3 separate regions of the Homo sapiens genome follow, and regions 2 and 3 are each linked to region 1. Evidence: chromatin contacts called from ENCODE Hi-C or POLR2A ChIA-PET data. All regions are on one chromosome and are shown on one strand. The core of a region is the stretch at or near the end of the contact, and the rest is flanking DNA. Distances in the headings are between cores, read along the strand shown. Region 1 holds the start of POLD4 (DNA polymerase delta 4, accessory subunit). Region 2 holds the start of SLC29A2 (solute carrier family 29 member 2). Region 3 holds the start of UNC93B1 (unc-93B1 regulator of TLR signaling).

Region 1 (2,614 bases), core at 67-2,566:
TCCCTGGAAGGAAGAACCGGATGGGATCTCTGGAGGGTGATTAGAGCTGGGCTGGTCCCTGTGCTGGTTCCCAGACTCCCACTGGCCAGTACTTTTGCCTCCTGCCAGGAAGTTGGTGAGGGGGAGGCAGCAGTATGGGTGAGTCAGTGATGACAGGAGCCCAAGGGACAAAGGTCATGGGTGGAGAATTGAGAGACATTGTTTACAGCAGTCCACCTCCTCCAGGAGGCCTTCCAATGCTAATCATCCCTGTGGTCCTAACCAATCTCTGACCCACCCTTTCCCTCTTCTGGTAGGAATTATAGCCTCTCACTGACAACTGTGCATCTGTCTGCCTTGTGACAGTGAGCTCCTGGGGTGCAAGAGAGACTGTGGTTTGATTGGGGCCCTACAATGCCTGTGACTATCAGCAGTGATAATCATTTAGCTATACTTCCTACTTTCAAAAACTTTTTGACATCTATTTTAATTAACATGTGGGAAAGTGCTTAGAACAGTACTTGGCACATGGTACGTGCAATGAGTGTTAGGTTTATTATTAATATTTTCTGCTCAGACTCACATTATTGTGAGAGACAGGGCAGATTTTGCCAGTGAAGAACTAGGGATCCAAACACATTGTGGTGGGGGGACCAGACCCTTGCTCTGCCTTCCTACTCAGTATGGAATCTTCCTGACTGGTGGGGCGGGCCGGACACGACTTGGGACCCCAGGAGAGTCAAAACGGCAAACACTTACTCGGACTAAGAGTGGGCAGCATCTTTGGGCACAGACTGTGAGAAAGGAGGTTTCAGAACCCATGGGCTTCTCCAGCCAGGTCTCCTGGGGCCAGTGGGGGTTGGGTGGGAGCCGGGAAGGGGCCTGGATTAGCCCAAACTCTCTTCAGACCTCCAGACCTGCCCCCACAAGGCGGGGCGGGCCAAAGGACCGAGTGAAGGCTCCAGCTGGACTCTAGGGAGTTACAAACTGGCCACGGGGATTAGCGAAGCTGAAAAGAACATTTGCCTAGGAAGGGAAAACGGGAAGTGAGAGGCTGAAGATAACTCTCCTGAAGTCTCTCGGGACCCACAGCAGACCAATGGGGGCCGGGGAAGGTGGTGAAGTCGGGGCATCCCGACAGGTCCCCCGCCCCAGCCTGCCCCTCCTCCCGCGGCCCACAGCTGAGGCACCGCCCCGCCCCTCACCCTACACTGCCTACCATTGGCTAGCGCCAGGGCCCCGCCCCGCATAGGCGGCCTGCCATTGGCTGAAGTCTTTCCTGTTTGCGTGCTTTTGGGGGTGGGGGAGGCGTCCCTCCCTGGACCCCGGCGACTTCCTCTCTCGGTTTGTCTGGGTCATCTTGTCTGCCCGCCGCTGGCCTGGCCCCGTCTGTCTCTCTCAGCAGCTGTCTTTCTCGCGCCCACTGGCCGGTCTCTCCTCTTCCCCGCAGTTGCCTCCTTCTCTGCCTGCCTGGGTGGCCGCCATGGGCCGGAAGCGGCTCATCACTGATTCCTACCCGGTTGTGAAGAGGAGGGAGGGGCCCGCTGGGCACAGCAAGGGGGAGCTGGCACCCGAGCTAGGTCTCTGAGGTGTGAGGGAGGCAGGAGGAGTGGACACGGAGGGGCCTAGAGGAGGCCCCTAGAGGGGCGGAGGGGCCGATGGAAAGGGAAAGGTGGCCTGTCCTCCCCTCCCGACACCAGGTCTAGCTGCGGGGTGGCAGAGGCAAAGCGGTGGTGAGGAAGGCTGGGAGGTGAGGGGCAGGAGACTGAAGCCAACCTCGTACTGAAGAGCAGCTGTCATTGCAGGGGAGGAGCCCCAGCCCCGCGACGAGGAGGAAGCGGAGCTGGAGCTGCTGAGGCAGTTTGACCTGGCCTGGCAGTACGGGCCCTGCACCGGTGAGAACCCACCCAGCCCCACGGAGGCGCCTCTCCCAGCCAGTCACCCACACGTCTCTGAAGTCACCCAAGCGCTTGCGTGACTCTGACCCTCAGGAACTGTCTCCCCCCAACACACACATTCTCCAGCTCAGACTCTACCCCACCCCCCACAAGTCTCCAGAGTCTTCTTCCCACCCTGGCAGGGATCACACGGCTGCAGCGCTGGTGTCGGGCCAAGCAGATGGGCTTGGAGCCTCCCCCAGAGGTGTGGCAGGTGCTGAAGACCCACCCCGGAGACCCCCGCTTCCAGTGCAGGTCAGAGACAGGCCGGGAGGGCTTTCAGGGGAGCCAGGGCCTTCTCCAGGCACTGTCACCCTGCTGTCCTGACCTGAGGGAGAAATGGATGGAGGGTTGGAAGGCCTTGCTGAACAGGCAAGAAGATTCTATGAGGTGCCTGGCTCAGGAGGACACGCCACTATAATAATTCTTTTTTTTTGAGACAGAGTCTTGCTCTGTTGCCCAGGCTGGAGTGCAGTGGCGCGATCTCGGCTCACTGCAAACTCCGCCTCTCGGGTTCACGCCATTCTCCTGTCTCAGCCTCCCAAGTAGCTGGGACTACAGGCGCCCGCCAACACGCCCGGCTAATTTTTTCTATTTTTAGTAGAGACAGGGTTTCACCGTGTTAGCCAGGATGGTCTTGATCTCCTGACCTCGTGATCCCACCCACCTCAGCCTCCCAAAGTGCTGGGATTACAGGC
Region 2 (2,614 bases), core at 81-2,580, 980 kb after region 1:
GGATGGGAAGGCAGATTAAGAAGTGTTAGCAACCTGTTAACACCCTTGACATATTCAGAGGCTTGAAAGAAAATGGGAAGAATAACTTTCTCTTTCGGTGTAATTTAATGCTGTCTCTGTTCTCCCTAAAATCACCTGCATTTTACTGCAACCACCCATTTATCACTCAACGGCGCTAGATGCTGCCAGTAAACCAATGGACCAGATAAGCACAGCCTCTGCCCCTACAGACTCTCAGTCGGCTGGAGGAAAAACATAAGCAACCTGGGAATGGCTATAAAATGTCATTGCTTAAGAAAATAGTTTGTGGCCGGGCGTGGTGGCTCACGCCTGTAATAGCAACATTTTGGGAGGCCGATGCGGGCGGATCACCTGAGGTCAAGAGTTCGAGACCAGCCTGGTCAAAAGATGAGTTCGAGACTAGACTGGCCACCTCTTCAGTAGAGCTGGTGAAGCCCCGTTTCTACTAAAAATACAAAAATTAACCGGACGTGGTGGCATGCGCCTGTAGTCCCAGCTACTCCTGAGGCTGAGGCACCAGAATCGCTTGAACCTGCCTGGGAGGGGGAGGTTGCAGTGAGCCAAGATCACGCCACTGCACTTCCGCCTGGGCGACAGAGCGACACTCAGTCTCAAAAAAACTAGTTTGTGTTTTGGAGCCTCTCACTTCTCCAGCGTCCCCGATACGCCCGGGGATTGCAGAGAACCCACACCTATTCGTAGATTATGAGAGTAGGAGCAAATTAATGATTTATAGTCTTTTCAAATTTTTTTTTTTAACAGAAAAAGAGTAGGGAGTTGAAAGTAATGCTGTTTTTTTCCAGGCACTCCCGGGGACCCAGCGCGGCGAAGCCCGCCAGGATCGCGGGCGACCTGTGGCAGCTCTGGTTCCCCCGCCCGGGCCCGGCTCGGGTTACGCTCTGGGCGGGGACTCCGCAGCGGCTCCCTAGTTAGGGGGCGCCCCGGTGGGTTCCAGCTTTAGGGGTCGCAGGAGCGGCTCTGGCATCACCTCGGAGCTGACGAAGCGGGAAGAGCCCCGCACCAGTGCTGCCCCTACAGAGCTCTCGGCGGGGGGTGGAGGTGAGGTTACACCTCGTCCCTACCCCCGCCTTCCCCTCCGCCGCAGGGATCCGGGACCCGCCCCCGCGGAGAGGACGGGGGGCTGCGGGGAGGGGCTGTGCGGGGAGCGGGCGGGTTCCGCAGGCCCCTAGGTGGGGCGGGGCCCGAGCCAGAGTCGAGTCCCTGAGGCGGGTGGGGGAAGGAGAGACGGGTGGCGCGACCCTCTGTCCCCGCCTCGGGGCGGAGCCCAGGTCCCAGCCTGCGGAGCGCGAGACACGCCGAAATCCGCCCGAGGCTACCTGTGCGACTCCAGCCGCCCTGCACCGGAATCTGGGGAGACCCGCCCCCCGCCCCACCGGTCTGCGGCCCTCCGCCCCAGCGCAGGTGCAGGTGCGGCTTCTCTGCCCCTTTCACCCCAGGCGCATCCGCCGCGGCGGCCATGGCGCGAGGAGACGCCCCGCGGGACAGGTGAGTGGGCCCGGGTGCGTTGCAAGTGGCCGGGGGCGTTGCAGACCCGCTCCCTGAAGGCGCTCCGAGGCTCAGAGAAGACCGGATCGAACTACAATTCCCATCAGCCGACTCCCTCGGCCGCCGGAACCGGGGTGATCGGGGTTGTAGTCCGCTCCGGAGGGGGTGGCCTGGGAGGCGGGAGGGCCTGCGGAGGCGGGTGCGTCCTCGGGGTGACCTTCCCACCGATCCCCACAGCTACCACCTGGTCGGGATCAGCTTCTTCATCCTGGGGCTGGGCACCCTCCTTCCCTGGAACTTCTTCATCACCGCCATCCCGGTGAGACTCCTGGCGGCGTGGCAGCCTCGTGGCCACAGCCAGCACCCCTCCCTCCAGCCCTTTGGATGAAGCTTAGCGGGCGCTTCCTCACCGCGCACCTGTGACCCCTCGTTGAGCTCATTATGGGCTGAAGCTCGGAGAGGGGAATGCTTCCCCCGTGGCTAGGAAAGTAGAACTTCAGCAATGCCCACATCTCAGAGGGGCAAGGCCACCAGCCCACAGGGTCTGGAATGAGCAAAGGCGCTGCCACCCCTCTCTGTGTGTCGTTATTCCTGAGTCAGTCACCCCAAAAGTCGGTTATCGAACGTTTGATTTTCTTTGAAATACCATGAATTTCATTCATTCACTCATTCATTCAACAAACTTTTTTTTTTTTTTTTTTTTTGAGACAGAGTCTGGCTCTTTCGCCCAGGCTGGAGTGCAGTGGCGCCATCTCGGCTCACTGCAAGCTCCGCCTCCCGGGTTCACGCCATTCTCCTGCCTCACCCTCCCGAGTAGCTGGGACTACAGGCGCCCGCCGCCACGCGCGGCTATTTTTTTTTGTATTTTTAGTAGAGACGGGGTTTCACCGTGTTAGCCAGGATGGTCTCGATCTCCTGACCTCGTGATCCTCCCGCCTCGGCCTCCCAAAGTGCTGGGATTACAGGCGTGAGCCACCGTGCCCAGCCTCATTCAACAAACTTTTAATGTGCATCTACTGTGGAGCAGGCACTGGGGACACAGGAGGAAACAGCAGGGAGGCTCTTCAGGGAAGGCAGAAATGTGGGG
Region 3 (2,614 bases), core at 86-2,585, 650 kb before region 1:
GCTGAGTCAGGAGAATTGCACTTTCTCATCATACTGTGTAATGATGCTGGTGTCTGCCATCTGAGAACGGCCCCCGCCATAGCCATACTCTCCCACCTCCTCCCTGCCCCTGCGCCTCGGGCCCTGCCCTCTCTTCGGCTCCTTTCCTGTCTCCCACTTCCAGCCACCCACCTGCATGAATCCACCTGTCTGTTCCCCACATCTGCACTTGGGCATCGTCACCTGGAGAAAGTTCTACCTCCTGGAAGCCTGAAGCCACTGCAGATTCACGCCTCCCCCCACCTTCCCAGCAATCCTTGCGGGGTGGGAGGTGTTTGTCATCCAGTCACTCATGCACCCATCCAGTCACAAGTATTGATCACTCAGTAGGTGCCCAATGCCATCCTCTGCATTTGGGAGAGGATGTACCTAAAGAGCAGTGGGTGGAGGGGGGTGCACAGGGAGGGCATGGAAAACCAGAAGGGAAGTGAAGGGACTGCATTCTCTGCAGGGATGGTCTCTTGTTCTGAGAGCTGAGTGGGAAGGAAGCCACCTGGGAGGCGCAGCAGGAAGAGCATTCAAACCAGAAGGAACCCAGGGGAGAGAATCTGGATATTTTCAAAAGTGGCCCCGTGGCTCCAGCCAGGTCGGTGGTAGCCAGTGCTTTGGAGTGTCGGCCCCACCACAGGCTCCCGCTGCAGCCCGGGATCCAGTGCCCAGCAGGATGGGGGCAGGTGGCTCTGGGCCCCACTACATGGTTGTGGCAGGGTCCCCCATGTAGTTCAGTGGGGATCACAATCTCCACCTCCCAGGACCCACTCAAGCTCCCATTTGCACAGCCCAAACTGGAGCAGGATGGGGACATGGGAGGTGGGCTCTGGCTGTAGCGTCCGGTGGTGGGAGGTGGGGTCCAGGTGGTGACGCTACTGTCCCTGCAGTGCTCTTTGATGAGCTGTAACAGCAGGCTTGGAGGTGGGGCTGGGGACGACCCAGGCAACCCTGAGGGGAGCTTAAGGGAGCCAGGCAACCCTGGCACTTTTCCAAGGCTTTGCATTAACTCAATAGTTCCGCCATGGCCCCGGGGGTAGTGCCATGTATTTCTGTTTTACCGTCGAGGAAACGGAGGAAACCGAGGCACAAAGAAATGGAGTTAATTCCTAAAGTCACAGGGCCAGGAGGTGGCTGAGTGGGGATTCGAACTCACACCCCAGAGGGCACACACAGGCAGGCCCCTGCACACACGCGCGCGCGCGCGCGCACACACACATACACACACACGTGTCCTGGAGGAGGCGGCCCGCAGGGCGGGACAGGGCGGGGCGGGGGCAGGTCCCGGCCGCCGGGAGGAAGTGGCCGGGCGGTCGCAGGGACTCCGGGGCGACCGCCGCGAGTCCGCAGTAGTTCGGGCCATGGAGGCGGAGCCGCCGCTCTACCCGATGGCGGGGGCTGCGGGGCCGCAGGGCGACGAGGACCTGCTCGGGGTCCCGGACGGGCCCGAGGCCCCGGTGAGCGGGGACCCGGAGTGCGAGGCGCGGGCGTCCCCTGTGGGCCAGGGTCCCCCCGGCGGGGGCGGGGCGGGCCGGGGGGCGGCGGGCACCGGGGGACACGGGTTCGGGGCGCGATCGCGGGTGCGAGCGGCGTGCGTGGCTCGCAGCTGGACGAGCTGGTGGGCGCGTACCCCAACTACAACGAGGAGGAGGAGGAGCGCCGCTACTACCGCCGCAAGCGCCTGGGCGTGCTCAAGAACGTGCTGGCTGCCAGCGCCGGGGGCATGCTCACCTACGGCGTCTACCTGGGTAGGTGCCGCTCGGGGACCCGGGGCCGCCCCGCCCGCTCCCAGCCCGGCCCGGGAAACAGAAACCGCGGGCCGCCGCCTCCCGCCCGCTCTCACTTCCCCTCCGCTGCCCTCGCAGCTGCAGCCACGGCCCCCCGCGGCGGGGGTGGGGTTGGGGGGTCAAGTAGCGCAGCGTCCCCGGGTCCCAGCCAGAGCCTCGGTGTGGGTGGGGGACGGGGGTCCGGGCTCCCGGACAGACCTGCCACCGTCAGAATTGGAGGCCGGCGGAGCAAGGCGGGTGGGGGTCTGGGCTTAGCTGGCCAAGTGGCCGCGGGCTGGCAGAAGGCGTGGCGCAGCCCGGGAACCCCGCTGTCCTGAGGGGCGCTGTCAGCGGGAATGCCTTCGGTGATTGGAGCTCCCTGCGAGGCCTGCATGCCGTCTTCTGCTCGGTGGCGCCCAAAGCTAGGCTGCTCCCTGCACGCCGCTCTCTGTCCTGTCCCCAGGCCTCCTGCAGATGCAGCTGATCCTGCACTACGACGAGACCTACCGCGAGGTGAAGTATGGCAACATGGGGCTGCCCGACATCGACAGCAAAATGCTGATGGGCATCAACGTGACTCCCATCGCCGCCCTGCTCTACACACCTGTGCTCATCAGGTGGGCGCGGCTGCTCCTGTGGGATGCTGCGGTACTCCCATTTCGGAGGGGTACAGAGGCCGGCGGGCCAGGAGGTGTCCATCTGCCGGGGTGTTTGTGGGGCGAGGGAACAAGGGAGAGGTTTTTTTCTACCCGGAAGCCTGAGAGTGAAGGGGGTGAAACTCGGATTTGGGGAAGGAAACAGGAACTTTGCCTCAGGGCACA

What was found. Hi-C counts contacts between places; a loop is a spot of excess contacts on that map. ChIA-PET counts read pairs that join two places held with the same protein, here RNA polymerase II (POLR2A). Pooled maps may share reads with other maps.
Region 2: a pooled map shows a loop between it and region 1 (23-fold over the local background). The contact joins the promoter of SLC29A2 here to the promoter of POLD4 in region 1. A Hi-C loop is called at or near these places in 3 of 50 pooled maps. POLR2A ChIA-PET finds 5 or more read pairs at or near these places in 2 of 52 experiments (A673 and WTC11).
Region 3: a map with no recorded cell type shows a loop between it and region 1 (6-fold over the local background). The contact joins the promoter of UNC93B1 here to the promoter of POLD4 in region 1. A Hi-C loop is called at or near these places in 1 of 37 single-sample maps with no recorded cell type and 2 of 50 pooled maps. POLR2A ChIA-PET finds 5 or more read pairs at or near these places in 1 of 52 experiments (PC-9).

Annotation. Positions count from the first base shown.
Region 1 is chr11:67,352,248-67,354,861 of GRCh38, reverse strand. It overlaps POLD4 (DNA polymerase delta 4, accessory subunit), which reads left to right and starts at 1,316. Exons shown (of 4, transcript NM_021173.5): 1 at 1,316-1,559; 2 at 1,785-1,874; 3 at 2,060-2,171. The coding sequence starts at 1,463. All of the region lies in intron 2 of LOC100130987 (a long non-coding RNA gene), which reads right to left. RefSeq lists a silencer at 999-1,248 and enhancers at 1,429-1,478, 1,472-2,053, 2,054-2,614.
Region 2 is chr11:66,370,476-66,373,089 of GRCh38, reverse strand. SLC29A2 (solute carrier family 29 member 2) reads left to right here and starts at 1,330. Exons shown (of 12, transcript NM_001532.3): 1 at 1,330-1,527; 2 at 1,765-1,846. The coding sequence starts at 1,499. RefSeq lists a silencer at 875-1,634.
Region 3 is chr11:68,002,818-68,005,431 of GRCh38, reverse strand. It overlaps UNC93B1 (unc-93B1 regulator of TLR signaling), which reads left to right and starts at 1,335. Exons shown (of 11, transcript NM_030930.4): 1 at 1,335-1,484; 2 at 1,634-1,775; 3 at 2,257-2,410. The coding sequence starts at 1,389. RefSeq lists enhancers at 292-834, 835-1,378, 2,283-2,332, 2,433-2,482, 2,583-2,614 and silencers at 1,213-1,512, 1,573-1,982.